Regions from separate parts of the Homo sapiens genome. Here regions 2 and 3 are each linked to region 1. A link is a contact called in ENCODE Hi-C or POLR2A ChIA-PET data. All regions are on one chromosome and are shown on one strand. The core of a region is the stretch at or near the end of the contact, and the rest is flanking DNA. Distances in the headings are between cores, read along the strand shown. Region 1 has its middle 78 kb from the start of LINC02991. Region 2 has its middle 64 kb from the start of HDAC4-AS1. Region 3 has its middle 38 kb from the start of HDAC4-AS1.

The links. Hi-C counts contacts between places; a loop is a spot of excess contacts on that map. ChIA-PET counts read pairs that join two places held with the same protein, here RNA polymerase II (POLR2A). Pooled maps may share reads with other maps.
Region 2: a loop to region 1 is called in a map of CD14-positive monocyte, with 4 times the contacts of the local background. The contact joins two enhancer-like sites. A Hi-C loop is called at or near these places in 2 of 168 maps with a recorded cell type or tissue (both CD14-positive monocyte) and 1 of 50 pooled maps. POLR2A ChIA-PET finds 5 or more read pairs at or near these places in 1 of 52 experiments (Panc1).
Region 3: a loop to region 1 is called in a map of endothelial cell of hepatic sinusoid, with 9 times the contacts of the local background. The contact joins two enhancer-like sites. A Hi-C loop is called at or near these places in 2 of 168 maps with a recorded cell type or tissue (endothelial cell of hepatic sinusoid and heart right ventricle) and 1 of 50 pooled maps. POLR2A ChIA-PET finds 5 or more read pairs at or near these places in 2 of 52 experiments (WTC11 and endothelial cell of umbilical vein).

The regions. Positions count from the first base shown.
Region 1 is chr2:239,498,343-239,502,442 of GRCh38, forward strand. No RefSeq gene overlaps it. Among named protein-coding and RNA genes, the nearest start is that of LINC02991, 78 kb to the right of the region's middle. RefSeq lists enhancers at 3,051-3,552, 3,553-4,052. Within about 2 kb of position 2,194, at least 5 of the 41 ENCODE cell types and tissues checked have a DNase peak (open chromatin) inside an H3K27ac peak, as active enhancers do; they include CD14-positive monocyte, where a contact is called at or near this core.
Region 2 is chr2:239,463,607-239,467,281 of GRCh38, forward strand. No RefSeq gene overlaps it. Among named protein-coding and RNA genes, the nearest start is that of HDAC4-AS1, 64 kb to the left of the region's middle. Within about 2 kb of position 1,730, at least 11 of the 41 ENCODE cell types and tissues checked have a DNase peak (open chromatin) inside an H3K27ac peak, as active enhancers do; they include CD14-positive monocyte, where a contact is called at or near this core.
Region 3 is chr2:239,436,898-239,441,002 of GRCh38, forward strand. No RefSeq gene overlaps it. Among named protein-coding and RNA genes, the nearest start is that of HDAC4-AS1, 38 kb to the left of the region's middle. Within about 2 kb of position 2,619, at least 3 of the 41 ENCODE cell types and tissues checked have a DNase peak (open chromatin) inside an H3K27ac peak, as active enhancers do.

The sequences.
Region 1 (4,100 bases), core at 944-3,443:
CTCCTCTGACTTGGCCACATCCAACTTTCCCAGATCATAGTTCCACATGTGACGTAAATGTAAACAATTGGAGGACTTCGGGGAGCTGGCTCTGCTCGGGGCTCCCCTGAGTTGTGGTCCACAGAGACAGGGCAGCAGGTCACTTGGCTACTGATGATTGGTCCACACAAATGCAAATTTAAAGGGCAGCCTTCATTATTTCACTAAATGGTAATGATCAATGCGTTGATGGTGATGTTCAGTTCCGCGTGTGTTTGTGGAATATTTGCCATGCATGAGGCCTGCACTGGGTTCCGAGGACAATCTGGGCCGGACTGCAAAGGGAGGTGGGGCCACACCAGTTCGAGGACAATCTGGGCCAGACTGCAAAGGGAGGTGGGGCCACACCGGGTTCCGAGGACGATCTGGGCCGGACTGCAAAGGGAGGTGGAGCCACACCGGGTTATGAGGACAATCTGGGCCGGACTGCAACGGGAGGTGGAGCCACACCAGGTTATGAGGACAATCTGGGCCGGACTGCAAAGGGAGGTGGGGCCAGGTTCAAGGAAAATGAACGCCGAGTGGGACCGTGTCTTGCTCATGTTCAGGCTGGAAGATGTTTGTGCCTGTCAGGAAGGGAAACCTGAACTACACGGAGGGGGATGACACGGGGGCTCTGAGGGTTGAACCCCGGTGGCTGGACCACAGGAGAGCTTTAGGGAAAGTCAAGAAAGCAGAGGCAGGCCCTGCTCACCGCACAGCAGTGGTGTGGGCACGACGGCCCAGGGGCCATCTGCTCTGGCCTGTTTGCATGGGAATGCATGAGGACATAAACAGCCCGATTCCATGGGAACAACACAGGTGGAGGAGGTCGACATGGGGCCGTCCCCTTGTCCCCTTACATCTCCAGCTGGGTGAGCTGCTGGCCTGGCCGGCAGGGCAGTGGCTCCCGGCCTCTGACGTCCCCCGGCCATGGCTGAGGCTTCCCAGTTCTTGGGTTTACGTGGAAGGATCCTGAGTCTTTAGTTGCGTAGAGGACTTGGAGCTTAGAAGAATGGCAACTGGTGTGGTGCTTCGTTGGTCTTGGTTTCCACAGCTCTGATGTAATTCTTTGGAATTGGGTGGGAGTCAGCACAAATCCAATGGGGACGAGTGGTGGTTTGGCCCAGAGCCACCTGGCTCCACCGGCACTGCTCTCGGGCAGATTCAACAGCAAAGCGTCCGGGAGAAAGCCTGGCTTTTCATTATTCTGGTGACCCTGACTGAGTTTCCTTCCTTGGGTGAAGGTGAGGGGGTCTCAGCTTTCCCATCGGTGGCCCAAGGATGCTGGGGTTGGGAGCATGGGAGTTCTGTTCCAGCTGTGAAATGCTCCTTCTCCGCGTCTAAGGCCAAATGAGGCTCTGGGATAGCAGGAACCAACTCAGAGTGCACTGCAGGTTTAGAGCCAAGATCTGGATGAAGAAGAGTGGCTTGGACCCTCATTTCTTGGAAGGCACGAGGCAGCGGAGGCCAGCATCTCTCCAAGTGTTTGGGGTGGGGTGTTCTGAGCCTGGAGCCTCTTCCCAGCTTGGGTGGGTGGCAGAGAGTAGGATGAGAGGAAGGACCAGGGTGCTGTGCCGGTCCCCAAGGTTCTGTGGGCTAGGGACCTCTTGCTTCTCCCTTCTCTCCTTCTAGGGTTTCAGTCTTTGATCAGCCCACAGTGGGTTTCGGACTGCAAGCTGCCTGTGATGAGTTGCTGGCTACAGCCACGTGGAGCTGCGGGAGAAGGACCAAGGCTGAACAGCAGCCAGCACATTGGCCTTTTCAGCTTGATCTTAATTTGTCAGAAAATGCTCCCTTCTCACCCTCAGCATTTCATGAGATGCTGAAAACCTGATGCCCTAATGTAGTGGATTGCAATTATTCTAAATTAGGCAGAAAAGCACATTTCAGAGAGTTTCTCCCCATCTGTCTAACTTGAAGTTTCTGCTGTTTGTAATGAGTCATTTCTTCAGCACAGACTCCTGGACCGAGAGGAATTTTCTTATTTCATCTTTGCTTTTCCATTGTGTAGAAGCTTGAAGCCTCCCGCTCCTCTCCCAGGGCCAGAGCTTTGGCTCTGAGGACGGACTGAGCGTCCTCAAAGCCACAGGCTCATAAACAAGACCGAGGACGAGGAAGTCCTGAGATGGGCAGTCAGGGCAACAGAGGGCAGGAGGAGGTGGCTGATGTTGAGGCAGACGCAGGAGGTGCTGGCATCTCTGCTCCCAGTTCCCACCCTCGTGTCACACACCAGCTTTTACTAGTGACCACAGAGCCATGCTTCATGCTCTGCTTACAAGTGACAGAACTTGTTGCACCCAAAGGGAAACTTGGCAAGGTCCCTGCTGTCCTCTCTTCATCCTGGGGAGGCGTGGACTGAGGCACCTGCTCCGGTCACTCTGCTGGACGTGGTGGGCATGAGGCATGGCCTCAGGGACCCTTGGACTCCATTGCCTCCCCTGTCGGTGGGGGCTACTTTCAGGCTGTGGCTCAGGAGGTGGTTTAGGGTTAACTCTGCTCATGGACCTGGGATCGGGGAGGCACAGGGGGCCCAGCTCTGTGGGCATTTGCTGATAGTGTCTCAAAATGCTCTGTAAGGTCCACTAAGATTTGTCTTGAAGCCACGTTAAAGCATTTTTAAGGTGGAATTCACATAACATAAAGCGAACCCTTTTGCAGTGTCAATTTCAACAGCATTTAGTACATCCTCGGTGTTGTGCAACCACCATCTCTGTCAAGCTCCGAAACAGTTTCATCACCCCCAGAGAAAACCCCGTCCCCATTAAGCTGACTGGAAGCCACTTTTGACTTCCCTCTTGAACCTTCAGGCACAGAAAATGAAGAAATTCCCCTCAGTGGTGGTCAAGGGTGAGGGTGGGTCAGGGAGGGCTCTCAGGGGGCTTCCGAGCCTGGAGCCTCTTCCCAGCTTGGAGAAGTGCCCCGGGCGGCTCACAGCACCACTGACTACCTGGTTTGACACAGAGACTGCACGGGACAATGCTACAAGCGTGACTTGGAGTGTTCGTAGATTCTCCCTTCCTCTATTCAGCTGGTGGCTACGTGACCTTGAGCAAGTTACCTAACTTCGTGAAGAAGGAACTTCTAAGAATACTTCCCTGCAGGCTGAGGTGGGGCCCACATGGGCATCGCGGGTGAGAAGAACCTGCAGGCTCTCGGGAAATTGCCTTCTCCATCCTCCTTGAATGGCTCTGACTCCGGTTTGGAGGCGGGCAAGGAAGGCAGATAAAGAGGGAGTTCTGGGTTGGATTCTCTTTCTGTTTGGTGCCCTCCGGTGAGCTAAGGACAAGGAGACAGGATGGGACCAATGTTCTCCTGGACGTGGGACTGAGGCTGCTCCTCCAGTGTGGGGAGTGGGAGATTGGTGTTGTAACAGGGGGAGGGGCAAGGGAGGGAGAGGGGTAGGAGGGACAGCTGGAGAGAGAGAGGGCCTCAGGTCCTGGTGACACCAGACCCCATTGGAATGGCTGCTGCAACCTTCTTGGTCCGGGGTGGACTGGTCTGTGTCCCTGTTTATATGTCGTGCAAGCCTAGCCCTGCTCCACCCTCTGTGGGGAGGGCCCTTTGTGGCCACTGGGCCGATGGCTGCAGAGCCCCCCAGCTGCAGCCCTGCCCAGCTCCTTCTGCTCCAGCACTTCCACAGTGCGGCCACTGTAGGGTGCAGCCATTGAATGAATGAGTGCGGGCAAATCCGCATCGACAGCTTGCTGATTTGAACCGAAATCTGGGCTACAGGTGAGAGAGGCAAGAATCCAAGGAAAGGATGGAGACCAAGAGGCTTAGTGAGGTGGCCAGTGGGGGCGTCTGAGTTGGATGGAAGCCGCGTGACTGACCCAGTTCCTGAGGCTGCGGGGCAGGCTGGGCTCATGGGGAAGGATCTCATTGCTCATTCATGCCTTCAGGACCCTCTCCTGTGGCCTGAGCCTTCAGCAGCTCTGCCGTCTGCCAGATGCCAGACCCTGGTGTGTACCTTATCATGTCCTCAGGCCTCCGCGGTGCCCGTCTCTCCATCTCGTGGCCCAGGCCTCCGTGGTGCCCATCTCTCCAGCTCATGGCCCAGGCCTCCACAGTGCCTGTCTCTC
Region 2 (3,675 bases), core at 480-2,979, 35 kb before region 1:
GACAGATGTGTTAATTCATGTATTTAAACAGATATTAAGCAACTGGCAGAAGATTCAGCTAAAAATAGATCATCTTTCTAAATAGGCTGCTTAACACCGGGCTAGTGCTCATGGCTATGACACAGAACTCTGTGCAGCCATTGGCAGCATGAGGCCACTTTAGCGAGGCCAGGAGGCCTCAGGTGCAGGCAGCAGGAGGGCACGCCCTCCCTGGGGAACATCAAAGTACCCGGGCCACCGGGAGAGAACGGGACATGGAGCTGGGGCAGTGGCTGGCGTGCCCTCCAGACTTGGCTGGAGCCTCTGCTCCCTGCGGTCCTAGGGGGTTATGCTGGTCATTGCCTGCCCTTTTGGCTCCTTGCTTTGCCATTTGCAAAATGAGGGGTCCGGACTGAGCGGTCCCCACAGCGCCTCTGGAATGAATCCCAGGAAAGCAGGGTGTGGTGCGGTGAGGGCCGGGGCCCCTGGAGGGGTGGAGCTGGTCCATGCATGTCATGTGCTGAGGAAGGGCCTGGAGTGGGTCCTGGCTGGGATGGAGCCCCGGCTGTCCCTGGAAGGTTGTAGCTCACTTCCTGGGGAGCACAGCTCGCCCCAGAGGAGAGGGAATGTTGGGTGTTTGGACCCTCCTCTCCTGGGATGGAGAAGCACTGGACTGAGCTGAGTTCTCAGGGTGACACCACCACCTCTGGCAGCCCCGTGGTCCCTGCCGCTTGGCCACTTGGCCAGGAGGCTGTGCTTGGCAGAAGTAGGACAGCAGAGACACAGGGGGCTCTGGCCTAGATCCGGTGGGCAGCAGCCACACCCCATCTTACAAGGGGGGTCCCATCATTATCTTCTACAGATGATGAGCCTGGAGCCCAGGCCGGGAGGAACTTGCCTCAAGCCCCCAGCTGAAAGCGTTGGAGGTGGGTTTGACTCAGGCCTTGGGGACTGAGCCCAGGGGCCCCACACTCAGTGGCCTCAGAGTGGGGGTCGGAACTGCGTCTCTCAGGTGGTCAGGTCAGGCAGCATGGTGGAGCAACACAGAGGCCAGGATGGAGACCGTGGGGCATGGGGGCTGTGCCATGACCGGGGGGAGCACGAGGCTGCTGAACTGGGGGTGGCAGTGGTGGGGAGCCGAGAGTAGGGAAGGAGGAAAAGAGGTGGCCTTGGCCCAGAGCCTAGAAGTGAGGGGAGGAGCCTGGCGGAGGAGCTCATCTGCCAGTTGGAGACCTCCCTTGCGGAGCTGCGGCCCACCTGGCCGCCTGTCTGGTGAGTGCATGGCAGAGGCTGGGAGGTGTGGGGCTGTCTTGCTCCAAGGTGTCCGCGGACAGCTGAGAGGAGGAAGTGAGGAGGGTGCAGCCTCCTGTGGACAGGAGACACCCGTCACCGGTGCCTGCCACTGTCTGGGGGCGGAGGACAATGGGGCAAGGACACAGTGGGGGATGCAGGGAGGAGACCAATCAGTCAGGACCCCGAGAACTGGCACAGGGAGAAGGGAAGGGGGCAGTGTCCGTGTCCCCTGCAGCTCCCCTGTCTTCCTGGACATCTGTCCCACCGTGCCCCCTGACCCCACAGGGCCGCCTCACAGGCCTCACTCAAATCCTGAGGCTCCTCTGACATCAGGCCTCCCAGGACGTTTCTCTCCTCCTCTCCTATGGCGTTAGGGCACCTGCTAATGAGCCCCGACGGGCTTGCTCACTCTCATCCAGCCGGGAGGTGGGGGACATGGGTGCCAAGCAGCGCGGGTGGATGACGTGTGGCTGGCAGCAGCTGGATCCTTCCCCGGCTTGCTCTGTGCCCTTCCCATGGAGCTGGGCCCTCCCTGGTGCCAGGGCTATGAGTCACCAGGTCTGAGGGCAGCAAGAGGCCCCTCCTTCCCTTCAGCCAAACCCAGCAGGATAAACACTATTTTAGAGACAGGGTCCCGCTCTGCTCCCCAGGATGGAGTGCATTGGCTCCATCATGGCTCACTGTAGGCTTGAACTGGGCTCAAGTGATCCTCCTGCCTCAGCCTCCTGAGTAACTAGGTTCACAGGTGTGCTGCCGCGATAAATTTTTTTTAAGCGGCCCATGAAGTTACTTAAATAGGCAGACAGCTGATTCTCAACGCTGAGTGCTTCCTGTGGCTCAGCGCCAAGTGCTTTGCACACACATCACGAGGAATCTCATGACCCGTGGTGTAGACAGTGTGCATCCCCGTCCCATAGATGAGGAAGCTGAGCCTGCCCCAACACAGCCTTCAGCCAGTGGGCTTGGAGCCGTCCCCGAGGACAGCGCTTGCTTCTCAGACTGATGCACGGGAATCCCTGGGGCGGGGCCTCGGTTCTGCGTTTCTAACAGGCTCGTGGGTGACACCTGTGCTGCCAGGCATCAGGAGCCACGGCTGGAGTAGAAGGCTGTGCTCTGCACCTCTGTGTGCTGTGGCCAGGGAGGTCACAGGCTCTGGGGGTGGAGGTGATGGACGCAGGCAGAGAATACCCAGGGTCCCTGGGAAGGTCCCAGGCAGACACCTGCTGGGTAGCTGGTGGGCACCTGGTAGGCACCTGGCTGGCCCATCTACAGACCTTATTCCTCCCTCTATCTCCACCCAAACCAGCCCAGAGCCTCTGGGAGGCATGAGGAGCTCCTGGCTGGGGGCAGGAGAGGCGCTTATTTCTTGTCTCTGCTTGCTCAACAAGACACGTGGAGTTAATTAAGACCAAAGTCCTAGCGTTCTGTGCTTGTCTGCAAAGCTTTTTAAAAGCCCACACAAGGTGACAGGTTGGAGGCCTCAGGCCCCTTTAATTAGTCTTTTGTGGCCAATTTCCACTTGGTTCCATAGTGCTTGAGGTCTCTCTTCCTGCCTGAAGCTTCCTTGGCCCCAAGCAGCGGGCCCCTCATTATCAGGGGAGCAGCTAATCAACTGGGCCTGGAGCGGGAGGAGGCTGGCGGGAGAAGGCTGGCGGGCAGGAGGCTGGTGGTCCTGGTTTCCATTTGGGGACATTGCATGACACATGGCTTTTCCTGACTAGTGGACGCCCCCCAACCCTGGCTCTGGCTAGCAATCACTTCTGGTCCTACAGCAGGCGTCCCTGGGGGTCACTGTCTCACCCATCACTTCTCCTTCACTGGTAAATGTCAAGATGCCGATTGTGTGGAGTGGGGATCAGCTTGGTACCAAAGGAGCTCACAGAGAAAAGGGAAGGTGACCCCCTGGTGCTGCCCAGGACGAGCTGGCCTGCGGCCCCTGGCCTACTCTGGGGGGCGGGGCGGGGAGTGTAAGCGTGTCTCTCCTGCCGAGGCTGCCCCACAGCTGCTCCCTGACAGCCACGTCTGGAAGCTGCCTTGCAGAACAAGGGCCTGGTAAACCCGGGCAGACCCTAGGGATCCAGGGTGAGGGGTGGCATTGCCTGGGGTGGACAAGGTGGGTCCCTCTGAGAGGGGACATCGGAGCTGAGACAGTGAAATGGGAGATGGGGCTGTGCACATCCATGGGAAAAAAATGTCCCAAACAGACAAAGCCTGGGCCAGGCCAGGAGGCAGGTGATGCTTGGTGTGTCAGGGCGTGGGGGGAAGCTGGATGGAGCAGAGGAAGGTAAAGCCGGAGGGGCAGGTGGGAGCTGGGCCGCAGGCTTTCCTGGGGACGGTGAGGACCGTGGATTCTTCCTAAGGAGTGGGGGGCCCTAGGTGTGGGGGTCTCATAGGTGGGACATG
Region 3 (4,105 bases), core at 1,369-3,868, 61 kb before region 1:
AGGGGATAAATAGCTGTGTTCTAGTAAGGTTTTATCTTTTTATTCAGGACAGCAGGCACTGTTCAGGTGTCACATAGCAACTACTACCTTCAGGAGTAGTTCAGAAATTTTCTAATTAATTCCTACTTTTTATAGTAGGGGCAGATTAGTAAGAAGGAGGTTTAGAATGGGAGTTGAGTGCCAACCTATATGATTTGTTGAAAGTGGGAATGGAAACCAAGGACAGGAACTTACTTTGCACAACTCACATCACATGATATATTTCACTGGCTCTGTCTTCCTGCTCTCAACCTAGGAGAAAACAAATTCTTCTTTTTGCTTCCTGCAGGACAAGTTTTCTCTCTTTCTTCAAAACTAAAAATTGGGATTCCATAGTAGAAATTTTAAAAATCATTTATTTTTAAAAACAATGTTAGGTAAACATTTAAAAAGTGAGAGATTTCACATAAGCACCTAGATTTCCTTGAAAAATTTGGAAGAACTGGCCAAGTTCCTCTCAAAATTGACTAGTGCTGAAGAGTAACGCCCCGCTATAAGATGGTGCAGGTCAGCATCCACATCTCTCTATGGCCTTCACCAGCCTGGGGCTGTCCCAGGCCTTACCTACCCGCTGGCTTCTGGGGGGTTCTGCGCTACCACAGGATCCTGGATGCAGCTGAGCCCTCTTCTGTAATGACTTACCTTCTGCAAGAAAGTTTGCAATTAAAGAGGATTCTGCCCTAAAACAGCTCTGATTCTAGCTGCTAAGAAAATTGTGTTTCCTCTTTCCTTGTTACACATGCTTAAAGCCTGGCCCCGTAACCCCTTAAAGTGATTTTAAAGAATCTGATACAATAAAAAACCTCCTAGAATTAGCTCTTGAAGAAGAAGGTCATAGTATATAAAGGAAGCCATGACTTCACCATCGGGACCAGGTCATTCCTTTTTAAAAACTCAACATATTTATTCACAGGCATTAAAGATTCACAATTGATCACCTGTGTTCATGTGTGTAAGATATCACTCATTGTTTTTCTTATTTTTTTTTTCCTATTTACTTTCATTTATTTCAAATGGGTACACCTCGCAGAGGGAGCACATGGATAGACTTTGTAATATTGATGAACCCATGAAGTTGACAAAAGAGGATTTTGGCAGGTACGATTATAATCAAAGAAAGTGTTGTTTCATGGCCTTTTATTTTTGTCTTGCATTTATTTAGAAAGATCCAGAATTGTATATGAAAACACAATATTTTCAGCTTTCCTCCATTTCCCTTTTTTTTGGCTTTTGAAATATTATAAAGAATACATCTCTTATTGTATAGTGAGAGGTAAGATGGTATTTTACAACGTATTTGACATATCAATGTCTGACAAATGCCTGATGAAAATTATTTATAAACTGCACTGAGGTGTTTTTCTTGGTTTTAAAGTTTGTAGTCAATTTTACTATATGCTATTTGGAAAATAAAAATATATTTTACATAAAATATATTTATGTATAAAAAGTTTTAAGTAAAACATATTTTACATAAATCAACACCAACATAAGAACAGAATATAGAATATTATGATGTGGTGTCTGATTAGGTTTATGTGACTAAGCATTATGGGAAAAACTATCCTGGTTATAGTGAACGTCCTCTTTCTGTATGACAAAGGCTATTCTTTCCGAAGAATCCTGAATATGAAGAACCAGTGGAAGCATTCCTGTATCATATCACATCATGATGTCATACAAAGATGCAATAAAAACTCCAATAATTATATTTCAACCTACCTAAGTACGGTGTTCTTGGACTCTCCAAATATACATAGGTATTTAAATTTTCTTTTCTTGTGGGATGACAAAGAATGTTACATATTGAACCAGCAATAATTGTAAATGATGTTTCGATCTGAGATGCAGCAGGGGTTTGTGACTTTAGAAATTAATGAAGTTATGTAAGAAGGTGAATTTTAGAAGGTAATTAGTCATGAGATAGGGCCACATTTATCTCTAAGTGTGTTCTATGACCCAACTTTAATAGAGGGGTCTAAGACACCAACAAAGTCCCGCGTCTGAACATGTCAGGCTTTCCCCGCCTGGGACCTGGCTTTGGCTATCCAGATACCGGGGGTGCTGGTAGTCTTACGGTTTCTCATTCATAAAAATTTCATAAGTGAGAGTAGCTTTGGGCAGATTGAGAGCAGGCAGAGACACTATATCAGCTACTCATTTCATTCTGAATAATTTCCCCAGCAAGTTTCCGGTGTTTCTGTAAATGTGGAACTAACTGGCTTAATTCAACATTTTCTGGGGAATTGAGTGTCGAGAGTCAGAAGTTCTGTGATATGTTCACATAGTGTTCTGTGTTTCATTTCCTTAGGGATCTTCTTTAATGACTATGTTTTTTAAAAAGGGAGAAAAAGCCAAGTGAAAAGGAACAGGCGAAAGAAAGGAAAAATCCTCTCGCCGAAATCACAGGCAATCTTGGAGTCATTTTAGTGAAGACGCATTTCTGAAGCTTTTAATCTGCAGCTGCACGAGGCGAGATGCTGAGCCACCGCAATCCAAACCCTTCAGAAGATGAAGCTGTGTGTGCACAAAATCGCCTCCTTATTGCATTGCTCTCTCGGAGGCTGGATGTGTGGAGAATTCTAGGGAGGTTGGCGTGGGCGTGGACTTCGGGTGCTGTGTCGTGGGGAGGCCTGAGGGCGTGTCCGCCTGTCTGCCATACACTCCCAGAGCTGCTCACCAGGCAGCTAGATTGAGGGTGAGGTTAGAGTGGCACATGGCTCTGTACCCCATTGGGTACCTCCAGCAGGCCGGGCACTGCAGCCCCTTGGCCTCCGGCACTCTGCGAGGGAACATGCTGGCATGAGTTTGCTGGTCCCGATGGGGAAGAGTCAGGGATCCCTGAGAGAGCCTGTCAGGAGGAGAGAAGGGACGCCGGGGTGAAAGGGAGGAAGGAGGTGGCAGAAGAGGCCTCGAGGATGACGTGGGGCTGTAGATGCAGGAGGCAGCTGGAGCCTGTGGCACTGGGGCATGGCGGGCCTCAAGGATTTCACTGCCACCCTTGCCGAGGAGGGTACCCTGAGGTAGGTGCACCCCTCTGTGCAGTCAGGGATGTAGGGGAGAGGCTCAGGGAAGTCTGGGGACCTCCCAAGCCACAGATCTGGGCCCTGTTTCCTCTTTGTATAGTCCCAGAGCAGGACTCAGGGGTGCTCAGAGAGCTCTCGCCCCTAAAACTCCACCACGGCCCCTCCCTCCACCCCAAGGCTAAAGCCCCGGCCAGACCCCCTGGCCAAGTGCCTGAGTTCTCCATGGCCCTTGGCTGTTCGAGGCAGGCAAGAGCCCATCCTGCCTGAACCCCAGTTCCCAGCTCCCAGCTCAGGGTGGGGAGAAATCAGGGTTCCCCCAGTGCCATCTAATCAGTGGTGATGCACCAGCTGCCCTCGCTGGGGCCAGATCCCTGGCTTCTTCCTGCATGATCCCTAGGCTTCCTCCCAAGGAGCTGGTGGTCAGAATTCCTCAGCAGGTGAACAGAAAGCCAGGAAAACATCTTCCCAGGGACCTTGCCCAGCCCCAGGTGCAGCTGTTGTTCTGGAAAATTACTGCACTGCATTTCAGAAGCATCTCTAATCCCCAAATCTGTCATCGCCTTGCCCACCCTGGCCCAGCTTTTGTAAAAGGGCAAAGAGAAGAGCAGGTGAGAATCAATTCACAGAATCGCAGCCGTTCTGCCCCCTTCAGCTTCCAGCTCGGGCTCGCCTGGGAGCTGAGCCGCACCGGCTCTCTCTTTTGTCTGAAACAAGCAGCAGGATTGTTTTGCTCAGTGTTGTCAGAGTTGTTTTTAAACAGCCGCCCATCGTGCTGCAGGGAGGGAGGGCGAGACACATGTGGATCAACAATGAGATGGGTCTTGGCCTCGGGACGGGATGCCCGGGTCGGGGAGTGCAGCTTTGATCTGGCAGGCCGGCCTGAAGAACAAAGCCGGTCTCCTGGTCCCTCCTCGGCTGTGCCCAGCTGCACTCACTCTGAAGCTGAATCTTGGCAGTTGTGATTCTTCTGCTGGCAAAACGGAGATGGCAGGCCCCCTGGGTCTGGGCTGTTGAATGCCACGCGGGCAGGGGGCCTCTCC